Linked DNA regions of Homo sapiens: region 1 is linked to region 2. The links are chromatin loops, found by intact Hi-C in ENCODE. Cell type or tissue: natural killer cell. All regions are shown on one strand. Links, peaks and the distances in the headings refer to the core of each region. The heading gives the core; the rest is flanking DNA.

Region 1 (11,778 bases), core at 6,140-10,139, 51 kb after region 2:
AAACAAGCCTCGCCTACCGTGTGCCAGGCCCTTCTGTAAGTGCTGGGGGTGCAGCCACAAGCAAAGCCCTTGCCCTCATGGAGCCTACATTCTAGATGGGGGACACAGGTAGACAACAAAGAAACAAAAGTATGTCATATTAGGTAGTGGTAAGGGCTGGAAAGAAAGGTAGAACAGGGTGAGGGGAGAGAGTGACAGCGGAGTTCTGCCTGGGTTATGCTATATTTGGGGTGTTTATGCAAATTCACGTTTCTCAACTCTTTTTTCACTATGTACCCCCATATCCTGGAGCCTTTTTTGACATTTTTTTCCTATTCCCATCCCTCCTCATGAGATTTTAATACCACAGATAAACTGTGCATCTGTTGATGTCCTATATGTAATCTGTGCTTTACACTTAGAGTGAGATTCCGTACCCCACCCAGAACCGATTTTCACCACCTGGAGGGCAGTATCACCCCATCATTCTGTTAAGTTCTGCTTTTTTGCTATTATAAGCAAATCAAACTCATGAAGTAGCCATTTTTAAACTATCACAATCTAACCTAAAACAACTTTTTAATTCAAAGCACTTTATTTCGTAATTATGGTTTCGCTTATAAGGGGTATCAGGGCTTGGGTGAATATTTTAAAAAATTGTTCAGGCACCAGGAGTGAAGTATGAGAATCTAGACTCCCCGTTTTTATGCAGTCTACAGTATAATAGGCTATGTGTACACCAGGAAGAATGAACTTTACTAGGTAAAACTGATTCTTCCTGCAGTTGGTAAGGAGGCTGAAGACTGCGACTGAAGCCCCATCTCCCAGTGCTGCAGCCTCCTCCTGGGCCTCCCTGCCTCTACTTTCTCCACCACCCTAGAGCTCGTCCTCCACAGCGGCAAGAGTGATCCTTCAAAATGTCAATCATGTCAAGCCACTGTGCTGACAAGGCTCTCCATTCCAACAAAAGAAAACCCAGACACCTTCCCAGGGCTTACGGTCTCAACACCTCCTGCCCACGCCCCCTCGAAGGTCCCACCTCCCGCCTTCCTCTCTGCTCCTGTGCTGCACCCACTCACGGTCCTCCTCTCCTGAGTTGGCCAGTGTTGTTCATGTCTCAAGATCTTTGCTCTTGTTTCTTCTGCTTGGGTTTCTCTTTAGATTTTAAAAAATTTGTTATATTAAAAATGAATTTAATTTTTAGAATAATTTTAGACTTACTGAAAAGTTGCAAAAGTAGTACAGGGAGTTCCCATCAACCCCACTCCCAGTTACTTCCCTGGGTTTTCCTATGAATATCCCCTCAGCATCTAAGTCTCATCTATTCGGAGGCTTTCTCTCTCCATGTCAGCTGAGTTAGGAGCCCACCTTCCTGCCTATTTTGCTATTGCATTACCCCGTTATGTCTTTTCATAAAACTTTCCTCTATCGAAATTGTCTTTATGTATTTGTTTGTTCAGCGTCTCTCTCCCCTCATCAGCTTGTGAGCTCCTTAAGGGCAGGGACTCAAAGCCAAGTGCACTGCAGTTCCCAGGGCCCAGGACAGTGGCTGGCACATAGGATGTTCTGACCTACTGACTGGCTTTCAGTCAGGGAAGGCTGGTCCAAGGCCTAAAGCCATGAGTGGAGAGCCAAAATGAGCAGCTCATTTTCTTGACATTCATTCAAATGCTCGACATCATTAAGCCCAGTCTATGTCCATATCAGATTGAATTCTCAATGGCAATCAAAGATAGGACTGCTTCTACAGAGGACCAGTCAGAAGTTATTTGGGTAAACTGATGGTGAGAGGACTTAGGCAAAAAAACTGGCTTTCCCAGAGTCACCCTATGAGACCCGCATCTTAGCCCCATGTATTGTTGCTCCTTTATATCTGAGAATTCTCTCCATCTCAGAGCTGTGCATTGCGTTGATGTGGGTGCTACCTTTATTCGGTTGTGGAAATAGGATCTAATTTGGGGCTTATGGGAATTGGAATTGCATTGGCTACTAGTAACAGACACCTGACACAGCAGCTTAAGTCAAGAATTCTGGAATTCACCTGTTGCTGTCTTCAGTGGTCCAGGATGTTTGTGCCAGCTGGAGTCTCTGCCGTTCTCTTCCCCTTTCGTTAGCACTCCTGATTTCTAGGCTTCCAGAAGGAAGGGCAGGAAGGCCAAAAGGGCTTACTGGAAAGCCCCACCAATAACTACTGCCTCCATTACGTTGGCTACCCCTCCTTGCCTTTTTATCTCCTGTCAGTCCCCTATGGACCATGGGTTTTGGGTGAGGCCCAGGCAGCATTAGGAAGTATCTCTCTCTCTCTCTCTCTCCCTCTCTCTCTCTCTCTCTGTGTGTGTGTGTGTGTGTTTGTGTGTGTGTGTGTGTGCGCGCGTGTTTTCAATGTGGTCTCCTTTCTCCCTAGGCCCAGAGTGCCTGCCCTCAACCAAGTTTTGAGAGGTCGAGAAGTATAATTCCCCCTGCAGGGCACATTGTGCAGGGTTCTGTTATGCAGAGATAAAGAGAGAATAGACATTGGGCAATCCCTGCTGCAGGAACCAACATGAGTGTTTATTCCTATCAGTTCTGCTACTTGAGAAACTTAGGAGGAGACCATGGGGAATTTAAGCTTACATCGGGGATTAAAAAAAAATAAAGGGGACTCTTCCATTCCTTAATTTTTTGTTCATTTTGAACAGTACTAAACTCAAACCGTGTCACACCAAAATGTGATTTTGTGTATGTAGGTGCATGAGTTAGCATTACATGCTAAGCTTCATTAACAGGGACCCTGAAATCAATTGTTTAAAAGAAGATAAAAGCTGTCTCTGTCACGAATGGAAGTAGACTGTGGTTCAGGGTGGATAGTATGTCTCCTCCACGAAGCTGTCTAAGGATGGGTTCCTTCTGTCTTGTGTCATCTTCCCATCGGGCAGGGGTTGGCAAATTGCTGCCCTTGGGACAGATTTGGCCTGTCTCCTGTTTTTGTACAGCCCGCATACTAAGAATAGCTTTTACATTTTTAAATGGTTGGAAAAAATGTGAAAATTATTTGCAACTCAGATTTCACGTCCATAAATAAAGTTTTATTGGAACACAGTCATACTCCTTATTTTTATACCGTCTGTGACTGCTTTTGTGCTGCAATGGCAGAGTTGAATAATTGTGATAGAGCTGATAGGGCCCACAAAGCCAAAAATATTCACTGTCTGGCTCTTTACAAAGGAACTTTGCCACCTTCTACTCTAGGCTGTGGTCCTGACTCAGTGCTTGAGGCCAGCCTCCTCTCACTTTGTCTGCTTATCAGCCTGTGGGAAGAGGGACTTAGTGGGCACACCTAGCTGTGGGGGTGCTGAGGAGATCAGTCTGCAGCTGGGCAGCCATTTGCCCAGCAGACACTCTGGAGGTTCTGCTATTAAAAGGAAGGAGAGAGGAGATTGAGTTACATTGAGCAGACCACCACAGGGGCTGTGTGCATGCACATGTATGTATGCTTTCAGAATCCACTGTGGTTGGTTGAAGGATATCGAAGGTCATCTTAATGGATATTGAAGACTGTCTTTATTTATACGTAGTATGGAGTCCGGTATAAACAAATATGGGAAATGTAGCATATGATGGAAGAGAAGGTATTTATCTGCCCTTTGATTCATGCATTCATTCAATGACTGTCTCATAAGAATGATTTCCCCCCTTGCTTGGTAGTGTTCTAGTTCTAGGATCTGAATTTAAATTTCTTGGTGACGTACTCTTGCTTATAGAGCAGTGGTCTCCAAGAGTGGTCTCTGGACAAGCAGCAGCAGTATTTTCTGGATTATTGTATTAGATGTGCAGATTCTCAACACTGTGTCCTCTTGCCCCACACCTACGAAATCAGAAACTATGGGGCTGAGACCCAGCAATTTGTGTTTCAACAAATTCCCAGGTAATTTCAATACACTCTTGGGAACCTCTGCTGTAGAAGATGTAGCGTTAATTCATAACTATAATGAGCGAATGGTCTTCTCTCTTCACTGAATGAACATTTTGTGCTTTCTGGGGAATCAACAAACATTTTCTCCACTTACCTAAACTTCTTATCAATAGTCTCTTGTACTCAGAAAATGTACACAAGTCAAAATAGACAAATCATATTTTGGCTCCACATTTATTCTAGCAGACAGTGGCAGACTCTGCCAAAGCCACGAAGTGACTCCCCATGCAATTGGCCAGGTGACCACCACCACCACACAGAGCAATCTCAGTCCTTGACTGGTTCCTCTGTGTGAAAAGGGGCCTCTACAGCCTTGACCCAGTGACTTTCAGATTCTGAGGAAAACAGACGCTTGATGCCTGTCCAAAGTAAACAGAGCCAAGAGAACCTTTCACAAGCCTGGTTAAGGATCGATGGTTCCACCCAAATGATTTAGATGATTTGGTGTTTAAGTATGTTGTTGCATAACTCTTGGCAGCCAGAGATACCAGTGTGCTGGAGTGAGTGGCAATTTGGATTGAATGAATAAGGTATCTATCAAGGGTGTATGTATATGTACATACCAGCTACTGTGATTTGGACATTACCTACATTAGCTTATGTAACCTCATAGACACCTTATCAGGTAGGTACCCTTATACCCTTAAGATAATTTTCCAGATCAAAAAGCAGAGGCATTGTGAGGTTAATTTGCACAAGATCATCTTCCCAGGAAGAAGCAGGGTTAGAATTTGGACCCAGGTATTTGGTTCCTATACTTCCCATGTGCGCGTGCACACACACACAGACACACACATACATTCTGTGCTGTCACAGCCTAGATGTGGTTGTTTCTCTTGGTCTCTTCTGCATGGGTCATTTCTTGTATGATAATTCTGAATTTAGGTGGAGGTTGTAGTTGCTGAATGGGCATGGGTGGCCAGGCCCTCCATACTGTGTTCAGTACCTTTGATGATTAACTCTGAAAGGGAAGAAAGGATTACTTAGTGCAGGCCAGAGAGCTGTAAAAGGTTCCTAAATTACTCATTTCCCCTCTGAATTTCTCCTCTTGCCTCGAAAACTAAAACACACTTTATAGGGGAAGAATGAAGACCGTATAACTCTGTGGCAGCACAGTTTGGTAATTAATGGACTTGTGCCTCTATCAGAAGAGTGATGTATTATTCCAGAGCCCTGTAGAATGAGTTAAACTGAGAGTGAATTATTTGGTTTGACTGATGTGTACAGTAACTGAAGATAGTTTATTAGTGGGCCAGGTTTTAATCTTCTCTCAAAATGAGTTCTCCTCATATTCTGCACAACTGCCCAGTCTCTTTCATGCCCTGAAATTGAGTAAAAGGAGAAGGTGCTAAAATGGTTGAAACAAGAAGTGAAACCTTCTGTTTCATCATATGTTCCAGAAAATATACAGTGTGTTTTTACTGCAGCCTCCTTTCCATCCCCCCTCCCAATCATTTTCATTAGTGACTGATGTGATTGCAGAGTGGTTTGGTGGGGAAAAGTACTTGCAACCAAATTTAGTAAACCGCAAGCCAATTTTATTTTTAGTTTTAGTGAGCAAGGGCAGATAGCAATTGCAAATATCTTACTGTATCTACTTCTAAGCTTTTACTTTTCTTTTTTTTTAATGTTTTGCCTTTTTCTCTCCCTAGTATGTTTTGTCTATTTTGAATATAATTGTTTTTAGGAGAAAAGGCCATTTTTTCCTTCTATCATTGAGAGCCCCCTTTTTTTTTCAATATTGTAGGCATCATCTTAGTAGGAAATAGAATATATTTATAATCAATGATGTTACAGAAATTTTGAAACTGAGAAATTAAGTACCATAATTAATAAAAGGTAGGAATAGGGAATCATAAATAATTATTTAGTATTAATTGTCAGCAGCAGCCTAAGGTTGCTCAGTGATAGATTAATAAGATCAAGCAGAAAAATAAAGGATCCCATTGGCCAGAGAATGTGAGTGGAATTCCTTTTTCACCTGTATGGCACAATGGTTGGCATTCAAGAGACATTCAGTAAATGTGGTTTGGTTAGTTAGTTGGTTGATTGTTGAATAAATGTTTGAGTCCTGCACTCACTCCAGAACATCAGACTATTGGATATGAGGTTAAGTTTGACCAGAGGATCTTGAAGAGGCTGTATAATGATCATATCTTAAGTACTAGAAGAGTCATTAGTGGTCTCAAACCCATCTGCTCTACCCATTGGAGACTTCTGTAGGGACCCTGACAGTGGCCCTCTGCCATGCTTGAACATTGTGATCACTAAGGGCTTATTTCACATCAGCTTATTTCAGGTCTATTCTGTTGCTGGACAGCTTAGATTATGGGATCAACTTGTGGGATTGTAGCAAAAGCTCATCTGCGCTTTGCAGATTCTTTCTTAAATAGTCATATAAGCCAGTTACCCTCATGGGTTGGGATGGGAGGGGGTCAGTCAAGGAGGACAGCAGTCCCCAAAACTTCGGGGAGGCTTTGTTAGGGGCCATCTTCATGTGTACCTCTTCATCCCATTATGAAAGTACCCAGGGACTGAGAATTCTTGGCATTTCCCAGTGTTCTCCCTGGATTTTTCATAGTGAAGTTTTGATAGGGACTTCTCTTAGAGTCTCATGATAATTGTTCCAGGGGGAGGGGGTAGAGGGGCAGGTAGGTGGAGGGCAGGAGAGGATACATGTTTTGCAAACAGTTCTGAGCTGCAGACATCCCAAAGCACCCCTAATAGAGGTATGGATTTCTGGGTATGGTGAGTGGTAACCCCACCGTGGTCATTGCCAGACCACATCAATTCTGATTGTCATATTCAATGAAATAAGTCTCTGTAGAAAGGCTATCAAGAAATGAAGGCTCTGGAAGCCATGAATGAGGAAGAGAAGAGGGACTGGTAATGCTTAGCTTGGTGAAGAGAACATAGTTCCAGATATGAGGAGGGCTGTCAAGAAAGAGGGAATAGGTTTGTTCAGTATGGCTGCAGAGAGTGAGACAGTTAGAATGGAGATGGCTATGGGATAGGTTTGCCTCAGGTAGAATTTCCTGGTATCGTCATCTAGAACTGAACAATCCTTTTTTTGTTTGGTTTTGTTTTGGTCTTTGCCTTTTTATTATAGTTGGGAAAAACCTGCAATCTGGTTATTAATGAAAATTTCCCCAATAGAAGTTACTCACTTTTTTGAATAATCATATTCTAAATATAGACTTTAGGAAAATAAATTTATAAAATACATTGTTGCTAATTTTTTTTTTTAGTGGAAGTGTGATGCTTTTTATCATTCGCAAAGAGCCTGATGCTTACATTTCATTAGTTTTATTTCAGCAAACATTTTCTGAGAGCCCACTTCCTGGCTGACAGTGTTAAGAACTGTATGCTCCAAGATGAGCAAACCAAGTAGTGTACCCTTGGAGAGTACTAGTGGCCCCACACTGCTCATAGGGCCATAGTGGAGGTGCTGATTCGAGGGAGAAATTATAATGAACTGGACATTGGTCTCTGGAAGTTGGAAATTACCTAGACTGCTCAACAAACCTTTTACATGATTTATAAATTTTAAAAATTCTCCCTAGAAACTAAGAAACTATATAATACGGCTTTGTGAAAATGCAACACCAATTTACACTGTTTTCAAAAACATGTAATCATAATAGTTATGAAAAAGTTGTAAAATTCAAATGTATTTCTGTGTATCTGTATTGGGTTATCTCTGTATCTTTCTTGTACTTTTTCCACTGCCATTTTTTGCAGTGTCCCCTTTTCAAACCTCCTACCTTCTTCCTTTTCCTGTCCTGTGTCAATAGACCTAGCTGAATTTCGCCTCTGCATAACTCATTCTTCAATCACTACTTTCTTATCTGTAATTCTTCATTAACTCGCTGTATTTACTTACTATTCTTGTATTTCCTGAGTCGAATTTTTAATTTTTATCTTTTTCTTTTACAAAGGAATAGTAAGTCAGGATTCATTTGTTATTACTTATATGGCCTTTGATTTTTCTTTTCCCTTTTCTGAGTCAATGGGAGATAGAAAAAACTAATCCAATGCCTGGCATAGATGAAGCATTGAGTATTAGAAGAAATGCAGTAGAGTTTGGGAGAGGAAAAGGTGTGCTCAGTAGCACAGTGGGGTAACTGGGAGATGGAGTGGGTCAGAGGGCCAGCTTACTTATACCCTGGCCAGGGAATTAGATTCAGGGTTTCATGAGTAGTAAGTCAAGCCTTTTGATTTATTCCAAATACAGGACTTTTAGGTATTCAGATGAATACTTGTGAAGTTGTTGAAGAGATGTAGCCAAATATGGGAAAATCGTATAGAGCAAAGTTTTAGCAACCCTGTCATGAAACCATGAAAGCTGATTCATTTCCTTTAAAAACCATCTATATCATTAGCTGACCTGTAGTAGTAGTTGTTGTTGTTTTATATAAGAGAACTTCTGATTCATCAACAGACCTAGCTAAATTTCCTCTGCATAGTGACATAATTAAGTCAAATCGAAACTCTCACATCATCATGTGAGGACGAAACTACGTAAAGACATGAAGCTGCTGGTTTGATTTGGGAAATCTAAAAATAAAATGCTAATGAGATAGATATACTAAAGTAGAAAGAAAAATAATTATTAAGTATATGTCAACATGAGCCACAATTCTTTTTTGTTTTTTCACTAGTAGAGTGAATTGTGGCAATTTATGACAATTGGATAATGCAGGTTTTTTAAAAACATTAGTTTTGACTCAAACTTTTAAAAATTAAAAGATTTTATCCTCTGTGTTTTTTTTTTGAGATGGAATTTCACTCTTTTTGTCCAGGCTGGAGTGCAATGGCATGATCTCGGCTCACTGCAACCTCCGCCTCCCGGGTTCAAGCCTCAGCCTCCCAAGTAGCTGGGATTACAGGCATGCGCCATCATGCCCGGCTAACTTTGTATTTTTTTAGTAGAGACAGGGTTTCACCATGTTGGTCAGGCTGGTCTCAAACTCCTGACCTCAAGTGATCCATCTGCCTTGGCCTCCCAAAGTGCTGGGATTACAGACATGAGCCACCGTGCCTGGCCTCATCCTTTGTTTTTGAAAGTATTGTAGAAAATATAGAAAATAAAGGAAAACATGAAAATAAATTATAGTACATTTATAAGACATAGAAAAGCATTTTTAAAATTCCCCCTCCAAGCCAGGTATGGTGGCTTATGCCTGTAATCCCAGCACTTTGGGAGGCCAAGGCGGGCAGATCACTTGTGGTCAGGAGTTTAAGACCAGCCTGGGCAACATGGTGAAACCTTGTCTGTACTAAAAATACAAAAAATTAGCCGAGTGTGGTGGCATGTGCCTGTAATCCCAGCTACTTGGGAGGCTGGGGCAGGAGAATCACTTGAACCCGGGAGGTGGAGGTTGCAGTGAGCTGAGATCGCACCACTGCACTCCAGCCTGGGCAACAGAGTGAAACTCCGTCTCAAAAAAAAAATATATATATATATATATCGAAAATCCCCCCTCCCAAGAGCTACTGCTGTTAACATTTGGATGCCTTTCCTTTCAGTCTTTATTTACATTATTAATTATTATGTATAATTTGTATTGTGCTTTTCCATTTGCCTTATAACTTAAAACTTTTTCACTTCTAGTTACAAATTCTTCATGCATGAAATTTTTAATGGCGTTACCTATCGAATGAGCACATTTTTATCTAAAATACTTGATGACTATACTTCACATGCTGCCTGCAGACACTTAAATGACTGGTGGAGTTTTGGACCTCAAGAGCCAGTCTCCTTCAGTTGTCAGGCCATCAGCATGGGCCTGGAGGCGAAGTGGCCTGTAGCATGAGAAGCAGGTGGACACACAGGCTTCCCTTCAGACCCCACCTGAGTGCTTCCTAATGTCTCCCCCGTGTGAGGCTTGGGCAAGTTGTGTGGCCTCTTAGGAGAGGAAAGCCCCTTCCTGTGCCCTGTAGTCATCATGCCCAAATGTGCAGACCAGGGCTGGCCCCATGACAGTGTTCCCACCGGTCCTCATGCAATGAGAAAAAAACATAGACACGCTGTCATGACTGTTTCTTCAAGTTAGATACGGCGGCATTTGTGGCCTTTATTCGAAGGTGATGCCTTTTGATGAATGTGTGCACTAAACTGTTGTTTCTTTTACAAAATGAAGATAATGATAGTCAATATCTTTGTTTTCTGGACTCTTCCATGGGCATTACTTTTCTTTCATGGCCTGCTTTGTGAAATCCAAAAGTCTGGAAGCAATTCTTTTGCAGGCCATCTGTGCCAAATTATTGGCAATTCCCTGAGTCCTCCCAGCACATCTTTGCTCACCCTGTTTCTACTTCCTTGAATGCCCACCTTTGACAAGATGACAGATTCTGTCAAAATTCCCTGAAGCAGTACCCTGCCCCCCGAAGCTTTCTGGACCTGCCTCCCCACCGGGCAAGATGATCCTGTCCTCCTTATAGTAACACTCATTTCAGTTACTCAGTCCTCTGACTGCCTCCCCTAGAAAGTTCCTGAAGGAAATGGAATCCTCTTCAGAAAACCTATCTTCAAAGAAGCCAGGTAATGTTTGTCAGGGTGCTCCTGGCAAGGGAATAGAGGAAGGTAAAACCTTCTTGCAGATTACGTGGGCGCTGTGTTTGCTCTAGTGGTCACTGCTGAGGCTCCTGCCAGAAGGGACTTTCCAATCAGCATTGTGAGACTTTGTTTTATTTCATCAGGGTGTTTATTTCCTCAGGGGAAGAAAACGTAGGGAAGACAATGGGAAGAAAATGAGGTGACTGCTAAGTGAATTAATCAGTAATTATTTAGCCCATTGCTATATCCCATGTTTCAGCAGATACATTCGTTTTAGACAGCTCTCACATTTAAAGATAAGTGACCTTTCCCCCCACTGATTCAAATTGAAGATCAATGTGTGCTTGTGTGGGAATCTAGTTGAACCTGTGGGTTCAGGCTTTCCCATTGCCTCTTTATTTCTGTGCTTTTACCAACTGGATGCACCTCCCTATTTCTGACACTGAGAAGTTCACCGGTGAGGGAGGCATGCCAAGGAGGACTTGCGATAGCCCAAAAAGACAGGGTCTCATAGAGCAGAGAGACTGGGGGTGGGGTGGGGAACTTTGAGTTTGACCCAGGCCTTTCTGCTTGCCTGCCTTTGCCTGCCTGTTTACATTTTGATCTTCAGAGGGAAAAAAATAGGTGAACTGTTGCCCTTTCTTTCTCCATGGACGTCTTTCTTGACACTGGCGACATACTTCTTTGGCACTTTTTCCAGTCTGATAGGCATTAAGAAAAAAAGAGGCTTTTCATGCATTTGTTGACAGAGCAAGAAAGGGGATATAGTTGTCTGGTTCAATTGCTAAGATATGAGAAATTGGGCTGCTTGAGGAGAGGAGGCTGTTTACAGGCTCTGCAGCCCAGCCTATGTGTGAATGCTCCCTGGTAGCACAGGAAAGGTGGCCCACCATCCTGATTCCTTCACCAAAAATGATGGGGACAGCACGTAATGCCAGGAGACAAAGAGTTATTTTTGCTCTACTTGACTTTGGATTGGGGGAAAGATTTGAGTACCATCTCTTCGTTAATATGAGAGCAGTAAAATAGATAAGTAAAGCCAACGTAAGTAGAAACCTCGCCTATCCTTAAGGACTCCTCAGCTGCCCATTTCTGACTGCGTAAACCGCAAGGAGGTTTTCCTCCTCCAGACCCTGAGTTGCATGTGTCATTCACTCAGCAGTGAATCAGTGAATCCTGCCTCGTTCCTTTGTTGCTGTCTGATTGTTTCAAGTGCAGTGAGTTTGTCTTCACAGCTAGTTCATGAGCTTATTGAGTGCAGCAACCATGCATTTTAATTTATTTCATT
Region 2 (16,884 bases), core at 5,618-9,617:
GTCCCCACACAAATCTTATCTTGAATTGTGGTTCCTATAATTCCACATGTCATGGGCAGGACCTGGTGGGAGGTAATTGAATCATGAGGGCATTTCCCCCATGCTATTCTCATGATAGTGAGTTCTCATGAGATGTGATGGTTTTATAAGGGGCTTTCCCCCGCCTTCACTCTGCACTTCTCTTTGCTGCTGCCATGTGAAGAAGGATGTGTTTGCCTCCCCTTCTGCCATGGTTGTAAGTTTCCTGAAGCCTCCCCAGCTCTGCAGAACTGTGAGTCAGTTAAACCTCTTTTCTTTATAAATTACCCAGTCTTGAGTATATCTTTATTAGCAGCATGAAAACTAATATAAATATCTTAATTTTTTTAAGATTGTTATTATTCAAGTTTGTCTTTTATATTTAAGTTTGCACAATCACTTAATGGTTTCAGAACAGTGATATGCTCTAGGGAAATATGGGTATGACAATTAGGCATGTGTACCAAGAAATTATTTTCACCCAGGTCTTCAGTAATTTGAATGGATATCTATAGTACATGCCAACAGAATATGACTCAGAAAGCCATTAAATTCAAAATATAGAAAGAGAAAGACCCCCAAGCACTGAGCTTTTTCCCCATGCTTAACAAAAGTAAATTCCTTTGGCCAGAAGAATATGAAATGAAGATTTTTAAAAATTGTCTTCAAAAAAAGGCAAAATATTTTCTTAAAAGCAGTCTGTAAAATAAAAGATAAGTTTATTAAGCAAAGATTTTATTTTTCTATATTCATAAACATATGTCAACAGTTTGCAAATTGTGCCCAAAGGGGCAGCCCTTCAACTCACTGGTAAACAGGTATTCTGTGGACCATCCCAGCATGCACTTCCTGACACTGCCTTCTGGGCCAAATTCCACCCTCATCTACTGAAAGAGACACAGTGAGAAGTTCAAAATCTTAGCTTAACAGGTGTAGGAGCTGGTCTCTAAGTAATCCTTTAGAGAAAGGATTCAGGTCCCAGATCACCTCCCTCAAAAGAAGCATGTGTAATCCATCCCACTCAAATGGCCAGTCGTACAGTGTGGGGTTTGTATTGAATGTGTACCTGTGCTAGGGACCAAGGGTCAACCTGGACTCTGCTTTCCATGATGAGGGAGCACAGTGCCCAGAGAAGTATTAAGTCCTGCCCTGTCTATCTTAAAATCATACTCAAAAAGTTCTAGTTGTCATGTGTCCATCATGTCATTTAATATCATACTACTTTCATAAAATGCAAGGATAATGAAATATCACAGTTCTGAAAGTCTCAAAAAAATTTTTTTCATTCATCTCAAAATTATTCGGTTGGTGCAAAAGTAATTGTGGTTTTTGGTTTTGCTTTCAATGGCAAAAACTGTAATTCTTTTTGCACCAACCTATAAATCACTCTATGGACTCCTTAAGAACTGTATTAAAATAAGTAGAGAAGAGGCAGGCAAGTAAGTTATGAAATAAGTTTCCACTCACCATATTTTCTTTAACTCAGAGTTTTAGGCAGTTTAACATCAGATAGGATGAACAATTCCTCAGCCATGCTTAACTTTCTTTGTTTGCCAGGGGTGCCATAACAAATACCCCAGACTGGGGGGGTTAAACAACAGAAATTTATCTGGAGGCTGGAAGTCCAAGATCATGTTAGCAGTAGGGTCGATTTATTGTGGAGCCTCTCCCCTTGGTTTGCAGACGGCTGTCTTCTCCCTGTGTCTTCACATGGTCTTCCCTCTGTGTGTATCTATGTCCTAATCTTCTCTTAGAAGGACAGCAGTCACATTGGATTAGGCCCCATTCCAGAAACCTCATTTAACCTGAATTACCTCTTTAAAGACTATCTCTGAACACAGTCACTTTCTGAGATATTGGGGATTAGGCTCATGCCTGTAAACCCAACACTTTGGTAGCCTGAGGCAGGCAGATCACCTGAGGTCAGGAGATCAAGACCAGCCTGGCCAACATGGCGAAACCCCGTCTCTACTAAAAATATAAAAATTAGCCAGGTGTGGTGGTGGGTGCCTATAATTCCAGCTACTCAGGAGGCTGAGACAGGAGAATTGCTTGAACCTGGGAGGTGGAAGTTGCAGTGAGCTGAGATCTCGCCACTGCATTCCAGCCTGGAGGACAAGAGCAAAATTCTGTCTCAAAAGAAAAAAAAAAAGAAAGAAAGAAAAAGAATCTGGGGGTGATATAATTTAGCTCCTACAGTAGGTATTGATTAAGAATTATTCCTTTTGCCTGGATTAGAGCCTTTATCAATAATAATATCCACACATTTTAAAAATAGACAAAGCTTATTCCATGACTAAAATTTCTAGAAAACTTTCAGAGCTATGTGGACAACTTCATTCTTGGAGAAGTAGTTCCCTAGCCCACTAATTCAGAGGCCATTCAGGTCTCTCTGCACTGTATCTTTGAAAGACCAGCATTGGTATTAAATTCCAACTTGGTCAATAACCTTAATGGGCTTACTATATTTTTTTTAAGTCCAGATACTATGGGGCTTGAGGATATGATTGAGCCCTCAATTAATACTCATCTTATGGTAGGTTTTGAAAGCAGCTGTGGTCCTACCCAGGAAGGTCCCCACCTTGATCACAATCTCGTGGCCACAATTTCTAGACAAGCCAAGATGGCATGCATTTGAGAACATAGCTTTAAGAACTATCTGCCTTCCCCCAAATTCGAGGCTGTGGTGAAGCTCTCCTACATTGCTAGTATGTTGGAGTGTAGCTTGTTAATAGCTCTCAAAAGTAAAAAACAAAAGAAAAATGTATAATAAAATCTGATCCTGAAATCTACTTCTCAACACTTACCATACAGAAAGATGTGTGTGTGCCTGTGTGTGCGTGTGTGTGTGTCTGTGTGTGTGTGTGTGTGTAATATATATGTGATGCATACATGGTGGATGAAGAATTTTCGCTGCACTATTATTTATAATACAAAACATAAAAACAACATAAATATCCATCATAGGAGAGTGGTTAAATAACACTGGTATATGCATACAATAGAAAATTATGCAGCTGTTAAAAAATTGTACTGCTATTTTTGGTAATGGCAAGCTAGGTTATTCATACCAACCCTCCCACTGAAAGCAATTTAAAATGCTGGCTAAAATATTTTTAAATTAGCCCTTAAGACAAGGGAGATCCAACAAATAACAAAAGATATCTGAACAAAAGTGAGAACCCAGAGAGATAAGTGATCACAGCAGCCATCTTTATCCTGAGATCATTTGTCAGTCCCAGCAACTTCAAAATTCTACTTGTTGGGGTGAAGGGAAATAAATCAAAGCACTCAAGGTACCCCAAGACCAGAAATATAACCAACACCAACACCATCTCCAGGGGAATGCAAAGGAAGTTGCCTTTATGCTGAGCTGAACAAGAGGGAAATCCCCATCCTGAGATTTTTTTTTTTTTTTAACTACAAATTAGCTCTAACAAAAATTTTTACCTAAAATTTACATCATCTGGGTGGTCCACAAGAACCTCAAGCCATGAATTTAAAGTGATCCCAGGCTAAATAGTACAGTTTTTATGCGGCAACTACAAAAACAAATTCTCTACAGAGGAGGCACCTTTATCCTTGACCTCAAAGAACCCCCACATACAACTTTTCTAAGGTGATGAGAAGCACACAGCCAAAAATAACCAACCACAGGAAATGAGGCATCATGAGCAAGAACAGGAACAATAGAAAGTAGAAACAGACCCACAAATAATTGAAGTATTGGAATTATTAGACACAAGCTTGAAAAAATTTCTGCAGATATAGAAAATATAAAAGGTGATCTAGCATAGTTGAAAAAGAACTAAATGTTTAGAAATGTCTAGAATGTCTAGGAATGAAAACAATAACTCAAATTAAAAACTCAATAGATGGGCTTAACAGTAGCATTAGATACAGAAAAATGTATCCATGGGTTCAGTGTAATCACAGCATTTTGGGAAGCCAAGGCGGGAGAATCACTTGAGCTCAGGGGTTCAAGACCAGCCTAGGCAACATAGCAAGACCTAGTCTCTACTAAAAAAAAAAAAAATTAGCTTAGTGTGGTGGCACATGCCTATAGTCCAGCTATTTGGGAGGCTGAAGTGGGAGGATTACTGAAGCCAGGGAGATCGAGGTTGCAGTGAGCCGTGATCATGCCAATGCACTCTAGAATGGGCAACAGAGACGCTCTCTGAAAAAAAAAATGTATCCAGAATACACTAAGAGGCGAAAAAAAAGATGGGAAAAAATGGAAGACAGCTTAAGATGCCTGGACTGTAAAGTGATAAGGTCTAAAATACATTTAACAGAAATGATATTTTCATTATTCTGAAAGATAATAGCTACCAATGCAGAGTTGTATATATTTCTCAGTGACAATAACTTTCAGTAATGAAGGCAATAAAGACATTTGTAAAGGAAAAACACAACTTAATACTAGATGTCCCTTATTCAAAGAAATTCTAAAGGTACAGCAGTCAGAATGTAAGTGAACTCAGGTGGAAGGTTTGAGATATGAGAAGGAAGTAAACACAGAAAAAGAGAGAGGACGTAAGAATGGCAAGCAGAGAGGGGTGGGGCAATGGCACGCGAGGGCAAAGGCAGAGGTTGGACAAAATGTTGGAGTGAACCAGCCCACACCTACAGCATCTTTCCCCCATCCCACATAACTTTTGGGGTAGGAGTTTCAAGTACCTAAAGGTAGAATTAGTCGACAAAACAAAAACCACCAGTTAGAAACTGAGATAAAGGGGATCATGAGGTTAACTTGTAGGCGTAGGGGGAGAGAGGTGTCAAGCATCCTGAATGGGCAATATGACAAAGGAAATAAAAATGAAATGACCACCAACAATTCTATGTAAAAGTGGTTGTGAATCTTGACAATGAATATGTAAAAAACTGCAGTTCTTCTATGGAGGCAAGAGAGTAAAGAGATAAAGGAGACCTCTATGAAGGTAGCCAGCCAGGTAGCTGGGCCTTGATGTAGTCACTGCCTCTTAGGGGCTTGTCTTTAATTCTGTAGGTCCCAATCCTCAATTTGTCAGTGGACTCAGAAGGGGAATAGTCTTTTAGATCTTGACTCTGGGCTGCATGTTTCTTAAAGCATAGCCTCTGTAGTGATCAGAATGCTTGCAGCCACCTTTAAGGTCTCTAATGCCAGAAACAAGGTAAAAATAAGAATATATATTGGTATTTTCTTGCATGTGGCTAAAGAACTCTTGGAAGGATGTTTCTGTGTGTAGAGAGCTGGCTGGCTAGATGACAGGAGTGGAGGAAGGCTTTTTTGGTGTATGCATTCACATGGTCCAATAATATTTAGGTCATCTGAATTATCTATAAAATTTAATTAAAGCAATTATTTCCCCTTTTTCCCCTCCTCTGAAAACTCTCAAAAACATAAAGTGTTTGAGCAACTTGGTGCACTTATGAAGGTGGGTAGTGACGGATCCTTTCCTCTGTTCTTAGAACGTTGCCATAAATCAAATCATGTATGCCTTACTGCCTTAAATTGCACACTCCTTGCCTCATGGGGCTCAGACACATCACAACCTGAATGCTTCACTGTCGCCTCTTCTGGGCCTCCAAGGAATTGACCTCTCCTGAGCTAGGAATAAGCCTACAATTAAATTAAGCCTTCAGGAGTTAGAGGTGACAGCCACTAGGGTGACCAACTCATCCCAGTTTCCCCAAAACTTTCCCCAGTTTTAGCAATGAAAATCTCATCTCCAGGGAAACCTCTCAGTCCCAGGCTAAAGGGGACAATGGGCCATCCTGGCTGCTACCAGCTTGGCTGATGTCCCATCCTCTTAGAGTCCAAATGACTTCAAATTTATGAAAAAACAAACCTGGTTGAATAGAACCTGAGTAATACTAATAATGATATCAAACAATACATATGAAACAATTACCGTGTGCTAGACAGTGTTGCAAGTAGTCTATTCATGTAGACTCATTTAACCAGTCATAATAACTCTAACTCCCTGTCATGGATGAGAAAACTGAGGCCAAGGGCAATTAAATAACTTGCCCAAGATTACAGAGCTAGTATGTAGTAGAGCTGGGATTGAAAGTCAGGTAGTCTGGCTTCAGAGAGCAACAACTTAACAATTTCACTGTACTGCCTTTTGCTGTATTATGTTCCCCACATAATTTTTATTCTTCAAATGTTGCACCCTCTTCTCCCATTTCTTATCTCTGTTGTCCCCGCTGCTCATATCTCAGCTCCAATTCCCTTATAAATCTCTTCTTACTTCTATTCTATTCTTCTTTCATTCGACAAACACTGCTGTTGTGCCTACTGTGTGCCGGGCTGCTCTCAGGAGTTCTCAGTCTAGAGGAGGTACCAGACATATAAATAGCCAATAGCATAGTGAAGAAGTTCCCAAGTGTTCTCAGTTCATGGTGCCTCTAGCATCTCCATAATATTTCACAGTACCCCGAGGTCAAAAGAAATACCTAATGGTTTTATTTTTTAGTTTAATTCCAAACAACTGAATAGTAGTAGTAAATGTGGTTCCTGAAAGATGGGTCTGTGTTTCTCTCAAAAGGTAAAAGATCCTGCAGGACTTTCCTCTGTGTGGCCCTCTAGGGCACCCTGGTTTGGGAACTGTGGCCATAGCAGTTCTGTGGTCAGCTCCTAGAGTGAGTTGCTTGGGTTCAAATCTTGGCCCACCCCTTACAGTGTGAGTTTAGAGGTGTAATGAGGCCTCCCGTTGTCCCAGCACCATTTGTTGATAAGACTATTATTTCCACCAGTTTTCCTCATGGGTAATGCGTATTATAATAGTAGCTATATCATAACAATGTGGCATGAATTTAAATAAAAAACATGTCACGCTCCTGGAAAAAAGGTTGGCATCAAGCGATTAGAATGTAAGTTCCACAAGGGCAGGAATTTGGCTCTGTTTTGTTTATTGTTGTATTATCCAGTGCCTTGGACAGTGCCTGGCACTGTTCTTTTACCTTCTTTTTTTCTCTATTTAAAATAAACTGCAAAAGAGGGCAGTCCTGATTCTGATGTAATTGGCAAGGGGCAAACCTAAAAGGAAGTAGATTTCTACAACGGGTAAAAACTAGGAGTAAGTTGTGGGTTCGGTTCCTGGACGGAAACCTCATTTTCATTATGGGAATAAGGGAGGCACGTAATCCTTGCACCATTGCTCCTGGCGCTTGGTGTATCATACTTTGCAAGCAAGTCTTTTTCTGGGCCTTTCCCTGTGGGTTTTATCAGTGGCTCCCTCCTGTGAGATCTTAAAGTTTCATCAGACTAACTTATAGACCAGACAACATGGGAGGTGTTGGAGAGGGTGGGACCTTCAGCAGTGCCATTTCCTGTGATATACTTGGTGCAGCTGGTATGATAAGGTGAAAAGGCATTTTCCCCAACCCTTACTAAGAGGTGCTAGGTTATCATCATCCCCAGCTTCTATTCTCCATAAGACCCTCTCTGATGAGGTTTTTATAGAAATCCTGTTTTTCTGCCAAGGGTTGACTTTTTTATTTTTTTGCATTCCAATTGCTCTGTCATTTTTCTAGTTTATTTTTTAAATGTACAATTTAGTGGTTTCTAGTATATTCACAATATTGTGCAACCATCACCACTAACTATTTCCATAACATTTTTATCATTCCGAAAAGAAACCCCATATCCACTAGCAGTCATTCTTCATTACCCCATCCCCCCAGTCCCCCAGTCCCTGACAACCATTAATCTACTTTCTGTCTCTATAGATTTGCCAATTCTGGACAGTTCATTCAATGAAATTGTACAAAATGTGGTTGTTTGTATGTGACTTATTTCATTTAGCATGTTTCCAAGGTTCATCCTTGATGTGGCATGTATCAGCCCTGAATTCCTTTTTATTGTTGAATAAAATTCCGTTGTATGGGTATACCAGTATAGCACATTGCATTTATCCATTCATCAGCTGATGGACATTTGTGTTGTTTCCACTTGTGTCTATTACGAAGAATGCTACTATAAACATTTGTTTGTAGAAACGTGTTTCAAACTCTCATTCATATTTCTCATATTTCATTCTCATATTTTAATTCAATACCTAGAAATAGGACTGTGGGATCATTATAACTCTATGTTTAACATTTTGGGTAACTGCTAAACTGTTTTCCAAAGTGGTTGCATCATTTTACATCCCCACCAGCAATGTATGAGGACCCCAATTTCTCCACATCCTTGCCAACATTTGTTATTGCCAGATTTTTTGTTTTTGTTTTTGTTTTTTTAATTACGGCCATCCTAGCGGGTGTGAAGTGGTATCTTATTGTGGTTTTGATTTGCATTTTCCTGATAGCTAATGACGTTGAACGTCTTTTCATGTGCTTTTTGGCCATTTGTATACCTTCTTTGGAGAAATATCTATTTAAATTCTTTGTCTCTTTTAAAACTGGATTATCTTTCAATTGTTAAGTTGTAAGTGATCTCTGTGTATTCTGGATACAAGTCCTTTGTCAAATATATGATTTGCAAACATTTTACATCATTTTGTGGATTGTCTTTATTTTCTTGATGGTGTCCTTTGAAGTATAAAATTTTTAATTTAAATGATGTCCAATGTATTTGCTTTTGTTTGTTTTGTTGCTTGTGCTTTTGGGGTCAAATCTAATAAACCATTGCCTAATCCTATATCATGACTATTTACTTCTATGTTATCTTTTACAAGTTTCATACTTTTGGTTCTTACATTTAGGTCTTTAATACATTTTAAGTTAAATTTGTATATGGTGTGAAGTAGGGGTCCAACTTAATTCTTTTGCACGTAGGTATCCCGCTGTTCCAGCAACATTTGTTGATAAGACTATTATAGAGATCCGTCGTTGACTCTCTTGGCACCCTTGTTGAAAAGTCATTTGACCATAAATACAAGAAGACTCTCAATTCTTCTTCCTTTTTTTTGAGATGAAGTTTCGCTCTTGTTACACAGGCTGGAGTGCAATGATGCGATCTGAGCTCACCACAACCTCCACCTCCCAGGTTCAAGCGATCCTCCCTCCTCAGCCTCCCAAGTAGCTGGGATTACAGGCATGCGCCATCACGCCCAGCTTATTTTGTATTTTTAATAGAGACAGGGTTTCTCCTGGTTGGTCAGGCTGGTCTTGAACTCCCGACCTCAGGTGATCCACCCACCTTGTCTTCCCAAAGTGCTGGGATTATAGACGTGAGCCACCGCACCCGGCCGAGGACTCTCAATTCTATTCCATTGACTACTGTCTGTCCATCTTTGTACCCGTACCATCCTGGCTTGATTATTGTAAGCTTACATTTTAAAATGGAAAAGTTTAAGTTCTCCAAGTTTGTTCTTCTGTTTCAAGATTTTTTTCAACTATTCTGGGTTCTTTGAATTTCTATATGAATTTTAGGATCAGTTTATCAATTCCTGCCAAAAAAAAATAGCAGCTGGGATTTCTCTAAGGATTATGCTGTTAAATTTGGGGAGTATTGCCGTACATCAGTTTGGGGAGTTTTACCTTTTTACAATATTAAATCTTCTAATGAAATGTCTTTCCATTTAGTTAGGTCTTCTTTACTTTCTTTCAATAATGTTTTATTTTATAGCTTTCCATGTCCAAGTTTTGTACTTCTTTTGTTAAATTTATTCTAAGCATTTTGTTCCCTGTGATGCTATTGTAAATGGCATTGTTTTCTTAATTTTATGTTCAATTATTCATTGGAATTGTTTTCTTAATTTCATGTTCAATTATTCAAATCAATTGTAGAAATACAATTGATTTTTGTTTATTGATCTTGTATCCTGTAATCTTGTTGAACTTGTGTATTAGTTCTAATAATTGTGTGAGTGTGTGTGTGTGTGTGTATGTGTGTGTGTACTTTGGGATTTTCTACATATGAGATCATGTCATCTGTTAAGAACTAATTGGCTTTTGGATGTTGAATTAACCAGTCAGAAGTCCTGTCTGCACTGGAGTGGCAGTAGTCTTGCCTGTGAGCAGCAAGATGAGCAGATGGGCATCTTGCTATTTAGGGGAAAAGGAGGGTTTTCATCTGAGAGTATTTACTGGAATGTTGGATTAAGCACCAGTTCTTGAATAGAGATTTTGCTCCAGGGGACGTTTGGCATTACCTGAAGACAATTTTGGTTGTCACAGCTTGGGGGGCAGGAGCAGGACAATAGCCACAGATGCTGCTGAATATCCTGTAACACACAGGAAACCCCCCAGAAAAATAATTATCGTGCCCAAAATATCGGTAGCACTGAGGTTGAGAAACCCTGGATTAAAGGAATAGCTTCTAAACATGGCCTCTTCTCTCACTGACTTGAGCCACTCTTCTCAAAGCTGCAGGATTCTAAAGAAGAAATATGGAGTGAAGTTTAGGGAATGAGTTCTCAGCCCACAGGGGCTGCCTGATGAAAGTAGAGATGGTGTCCTAGGCCCTGGGTCAGCAACTCCATGTACAATTGGACCAAGTAGGGCACTATCTTCTGCACAGCAGAGATCAACACTTGGCACAGAACACACACCCCTCTGCCCCCACCACCCTGACATTGCAGCTGCCAGTGGCCAAATGTGATAATTACTATGGCACCAACAGAGGATATGAGGTTTTGTGGTGCTTGATGCTAATACGTCTGATGGGGGAACTCTTTAAGAAAAAGAATACAGCATTAGACACAGGGTCTTGTAGGACTCGTGCAAGTGAGGTGCCTGAAAACTGCCTCAGAGCAGAAGTACAGACTGTAGTGGGACCCCCTGTAAATTGATTCATCTTTCCTGTTTTTCTGAAGAACTCTAGCTAATTTGCATTAAGGAAAATATAAGCAGCATGGTGTGTTTTACTTCCTTACTCTTTTTTTTTTCCAACGTCTTCTCTGTTGAAAACAATCTAAAGTTCTGTAGTTTGGCTTTAAGATCGAAGTTGGCAGTTGCAGGGAGATAAACAACAGCCCTAGACACTCAAAAGCAGGTGCTAAGTGGTTAGTCAGTACAACAAATGGCTTTTATAATATATATTTCCAAATGTTGCATGATGAATTTAGTACCTAAGAAGTAGGCTTTGTAGGTACAAATGAGTCAGGTAACCCATATTGCAATAAAAGCAATGATATATGCATTTTATAGTGCAAAGCATTATTTCACAGTTATATAGCGCTTTGTATCTGTTAAATGTTTTCTAACCTTTAATTGTTTCTGTTAATGATCTAGTGAGACCAATCCTGGTGGGTACCAGCATCACTTGAAAGGTGAGAGAAAAAGGCAGAGGCTACAAAAAATGATCTAAAGGGCAGAAAGACACAAATGCCATAGGAAGACAGACTCCAAGCAGTGGGAATATTGGAGAAATCCAAAGGCAAATATAACTGAAATGAATGCAATTGTAACCAGCATAGAAACCTGAATTTCTAGGCTGTAGCGAGGGGGTATCTTTCAGAGATTGAGACGTCATAATCAATGAAAGGACATATTACTTATCTCACTTAGAAATAAGCACATGGGGCTGGGTGCAGTGGCTCACACCTGTAATCCCAGCACTTTGGGAGGCTGAGCGGGGCAGATCACAAGGTCAGGAGATGGGGACCATCCTGGCCAACATGGTGAAACCCTGTCTCTACTAAAAATACAAAAATTAGCTGGGCATGGTGGTGCGTGCCTGTAATCCCAGCTACTTGGGAGGCTGAGGCAGGAGAATAACTTGAACCAGGGAGTCAGAGGTTGCAGTGAGCTGAGATCACGGCACCGCAATCGAGCCGGGCGACAGAGAGAGACTCTGTCTCAAAAAAAAAAAAAAAAAGAAAAAAAGAAAAGAAAAGAAAAAAAGAAGCACATAGAACATGAGGAGGTAGTATTTGGCCAAATTTACAAATGACCGGGCCATAACTAACTACTATGAGAGTGCAGAATTCCCTCTCAGTGAATGTCAGAGAGGAAACTGGAAACTCAGGCCTTCTGCTTGCAAATTTCTTTAGTGTCACTGTCCCTCAAGGAGTCTAGGGAGGGCAGCTTGGACCTGAGTCAAGACAACCACACATACATCACACCTATCTCACTGACTGCTCAGAGCCTAGAGTACTTCCACAAACTACCAACTCCTCTATGGTCAGTTCAGAATCAATTGAAACATTTAGACTCATTCTGAGCTGCTCAAATTCCAGCACTGTAGTTATTCACGTTTAGAAAATAATAAGGGCTGGCACTTAGTACTAAGTGCCAGGCCCCATCCTAAGTACTTACAGACATTAACTCTTTTAATCTTCATAACAACTTTGTGAGATAAGAGCCAAGTTGACAGATGAGAAAAGTGAGGCCCGGAAGAGTTAAGTAACATGCCCAGGGTCACATAGCTGGTAAACAGCAGAATCTAGATTTGAACCCTGTGCAGTCCCTTTCCAGAATCTGTGCTGTAATTGCTTCTCTATAATGCCTTATTAAGAGCCTTATTTAAGGCCGGGCGCGGTGGCTCAAGCCTGTAATCCTAGCACTTTGGGAGGCTGAGGTGGGCAGATCACAAGATCAGGAGTTCAAGACCAGCCTGGCCAACGTAGTGAAACCCCGTCTCTACTAAAAATACAAACAATTAGCTGGGAGGCAGGAGAATCGCTTGAACTCGGGAGGCGGAGGTTGCAGTGAGTGGAGATTGCACCACTGCACTCCAGCCTGGGCAACAGTGAGAGACTGTCTCAAAAAAAAAAAAAGCCTTTAAATCTTATTCATTGTATTATTTACATATCAAATGTCAATGAATATTTCAATATTTCAAAAGCATCAGAACAATGGACAATGACCAAGCTATTTTTAAAGATCAGAAAAGAATTTATATATTCTTGCCTCCAGGATTACTCACACAATATATGTACTTCTTTTGTGCTTCTAAGTTCTTTTGGAACTTATCGTACTTGTTATTTTCTTGGTTATAGTTGGTTGGTGTTCCTGGGGCAAGTCCAGAAAACATTTCTGTTTTCCTCCATTGATATGTGATGTACCTGAGACAGGATCCTTTAAAAAAAAGTCCTTGTATCCCTGGAGTATCTAGGAGATGCAATGCTTCATACGATGTAGGCATTTAATAAATATTAATTGAATTAGTGGTGTTTTAGTCTATTCAGGCTGCAATAACAGAATATCAAAGACCGAGTGGCTTGTAAACAACCGTTTATATTTATTTCTCACAGTTCTAGAGGCTGGGAAGTCCAAGATCAAGACATCAGCAGAATGTGAAGACCCACTTCTTTGTTTGTAGATGGCTCCTTCTCACTGTGCCCTCACATAGAGATAGGAAGGGGTGAGGGTGCTCTCCGGGGTCTCTTTTATAAGGTCAGTAATTCCATTCATGAGGGTCTGCCCTCATAACCTAATCACCTCCCAAAGGCCTTACCTTCTAATACTACTACCTGGGGGATCAAGTTTCAAAACATGAATTTTAGGGGACATAAACATTCACTCTATAGGAATGAGTTAAATGCAGTCCAGGCAACAGATTGGTCCTAATTTGATAGTGGATTAAAAGATCACGTTGTACCAACACTGTACAATGGAATTTTTTTGCAATGAAGGAACTGTTCTATATCTGTATTTTCTAATGTGGCAGTCACTAGCCACATGTAGCTACTGGGCACTTGAAATGTGGCTAGTGTGACTGAGAAACTAAATATTTAATTTTATTTAATTTTGAATTACCTAAATTTAAATTAAAGTAGCCACAGCTTTAGAGTATTGGGTTTTTAACCAAATAAATTATTTCAGTTCCATGAATATAAAACCACTTCCTGAGACTCAGAGTCTTTGTTAAAGTCAAGGATCCAATCCTAGCAATCACAGATAAGAGAGTAAATTATATTACCTTCTAAATGGTTTAGTGATATTGTGCATTCAGAGTTCCTCAAGCAAAATGAAGGATAGTCACTGAAGCACTGCTTGTCATAAAAGATGATCTAAAAGCTCATATGTAGGAAACAGATAAAATAAACCAGGATACTGTGGTAGGCAGAATAGTGTCCCCTGCAAAGATGTCCACATCCTAATCCCGGGAATCTGTGAATACCTTCCATGGCAAAAGAGACATTTCAGCTGGATCTTGATTAAGCATCTGGACATGGGGAGACTATTATCCTGGTTGATCCAGGAGGGCCCAATGTAATCACAAGGGAGGAGTGTAAGAGCCAGAGAGAATGAGATGTGATGACAGACACAAAAGTCACAACGATAGGATTGGTGAATGGGGGCCATGAGCCAAGGAATGGGGGCAGCCTCTAGACATTGGAAAAGGCAAGAAAATGGATTTTGCCCTAGAGCCTCCAGAAAGAATGCATTCCTGAGGACACCTCGATTTCCACCCAGTGAGACCAATTTTGGACTTCTCACTTCCAGAACCATAAGATAATAAATATGTATTGTTTTAAGCCACAATATTCGCAATGGTTTGTTATGGAAACAATAGGAAACTAATACAAGTACTTCCACATATAATGGAATACAACGCAGCCATTTAACAGAATGAAGAGCACCTACACATTTTCATACGGGAAGATCCCCATGACGTATTATTAAATGAAACACATTAAAGTCTCAGACAATGTGAATATCATGCTACCCCTTGGTTACAAGGGACATACACATGGGCCTGTACGTATCTGGAAGGCAAAACAAAAAGTGAGTAATAGTGACTGCCTCTGGGAAGGGGCACACTGGGGAGGGAGTGGTCAGAATTGGAAGCGGGACTTACTTTTCATGATGTACTTTTCAGAACTGTAATACATTTTGAGAACTGTCACTAGATAGAAAATCCATTTCCACATCAAATTCTTTGGGGAAGAAGATAAAGAAACCATACTAAGCCCTATTGGCATTTTGCAGGCATGTTACTCTAAACTTCAGGGGAGAGTAGATAAATAACATTCTCTGACACGAGCAATTAGCTGCTGGGTGTGAGAACTGCTAATCTCTGGTCCAGAGCAGCCAGACTTGAAGTTCAGATGGAAGCTGAGAGAGAATTAAAAAAAAAACCCAAAGTCATTGTGGAAAAAGTAGGCACTAACTCCATGTTCAGGATCAAACCATTCAGAAAAAGAGATAGTGCTTCTTTCCCAGAAGTATGTGAAGAAGAAATGTTAGAAGGAGATTTTCGTTTTGTGCGCTAGAAACCTAGAACAGGAAATTTAAGAAGGTGGTGAGGTTATAGCTAATTATGAAGTGTGAACTGGAGAAGAAATGAAACAGTCTGCAGCCACTCCTGCAAACTGGAGCAGTTATCACCCAAGGCAGCCAACTGTCCCTGCAGGGCTGCAGGCCTCACTCTCAGCAGGGACTACACCCCTCTCTCTGCAGTGAGGCATCTCCCCCAGCCAGGATTTCACCAGGAACCCTGGCTAATGTGGCCCCAGGAGGGAGGAGGCGCCTAATTGTGGGTGAAGGGTAGGAGTTAGCACTGGGACAAGGTGAAGGCACGTATTTTCAGTTTAGGTTTGAGGTATAGGGAAACAACTTGTGAAATCCAATATCAATTTGGGAAGTATGGGTGATGACCCCCGACCCATGAGATCTAGGGCTTCTCAAAGCAAAGGAGAAAAGGAGAAAACCCCCCAGGTGCTCAAAAGCACAGTTACTTAACATTTGAATCATTTAACCCTTCTGAACCTCAGTTCGTTTATCTGTGAGATGGGAATAAACGGTACCTGCCTCTGTGGGAGGGTAAACAGAGCTTTCTGTGCTTGGCAAACACTCTGGCACCTGCCGGCTTACTTAGGGCTTGCATGGGCTTGGCGTTCACTATCTCTCATGCTGTGGGCTTCTCCAAGTGTTTTCATACCATTAGCTCCCTTTCCCTCCATGACGGCCCTGTAACGTAGGCTCCTTCTTTTCCTCATTTTACAAATGGAGAAACTGAGGCACGGAGCACTCAAACAGCTTGCTGTGGTTATCTCGGAATTCAGTAGCAGAAGTGTGGCTTCACCCTTGGCAATTTGGCATTACAGGTTGTATGTTTAACCACTAAGACATACACGTCTTGTAGTAAACGGGAAAAAATGGTAGTTGTGGCTGTGGTGATAATGACAGCAAAGTAAAGGTACCATTATTTATCCCCATCATGCAGATAAATAAAATGAGGTTCAGAAGGATTGATTCAATTGTTAAGTAACTGTGCTTTTGTGACCTAACTTGTGGGGCTCAGGTCCCCATCAGAGGAATCCAGACAAATGTCACTAGGCCTGCTCCAGTGACAGTTCCTGTGTGGCTGGTGGGAGCAAGAAAAAATGGGCCCCCTGAGCACATTTGGAGATGACAGATCTAGGGGCAGCCTGACGTGCCCTGTGCTGCTGGGACTCCTCACTCACATTCCCAGGGTAGAGGAGGCCTCAGTGGGCTTGGTGTGACTTTGGAACAGGGCTCTGAGTGGAGCAGCATTATGACAACACATGCAGGACCCTGCAAGAACCCCTGGATTCTCCAGGTGGGGCTGCCAGGGACAGACATTGACACTTGTAGGAATGGAAGCCATTATAGGGCCCCCAGCAATTCCCTGTCTTGTTTGGACCAGAAGGAGGAGATTTAGCCTGAGCAACATGGTGAGACCCTATGTTTACAAAAAATTAGCTGGGTATGGTGGCTTGTGCCTGTAGTCCCAGCTACTCAGGTGGCTGAGGTGGGAGGATCGCTTGATTCGAGGAGATCGAGGTTGCAGTAAGCCATGATTGCCCCTCTCCACTCCAGACGGGGTGACAGAACAAGACCCTGTCTCAAAAAAATAAAAATAAAACAGAAAATGAAGGAGGAGATTGTGGGAGTCAGGACACAGAAAATGAGCTTCATTCCTCATTACCACTTTGAGTATACACCTAGCATGGTGGTCCAGGGAAACACCTGCTCTAGTTTCCATTGAAGTCTATAACACACTATAACAGCGCTTTGAGT

What was found. Peaks named below come from ENCODE experiments on the same cell type or tissue, not always from the same donor. Only the 100,000 strongest peaks of a DNase experiment are listed, where the experiment ranks them.
Region 1: a loop joins it to region 2, with 9 times the contacts of the local background. A loop is called at or near these places in 2 of 110 quality-filtered maps.

The regions. Positions count from the first base shown.
Region 1 is chr7:28,148,719-28,160,496 of GRCh38, reverse strand. All of the region lies in intron 1 of JAZF1 (JAZF zinc finger 1), which reads left to right. Among named protein-coding and RNA genes, the nearest start is that of JAZF1-AS1, 26 kb to the left of the region's middle. In natural killer cell, for the core only: no CTCF peak of the experiment used is centred there; a DNase peak (open chromatin) is centred at 8,406; H3K27ac peaks cover 2,689 bases.
Region 2 is chr7:28,194,445-28,211,328 of GRCh38, reverse strand. The region is part of intron 2 of JAZF1-AS1 (JAZF1 antisense RNA 1); the gene reads right to left. Among named protein-coding and RNA genes, the nearest start is that of JAZF1, 22 kb to the right of the region's middle. RefSeq lists an enhancer at 3,399-3,478. In natural killer cell, for the core only: no CTCF peak of the experiment used is centred there; a DNase peak (open chromatin) is centred at 7,308; H3K27ac peaks cover 1,507 bases.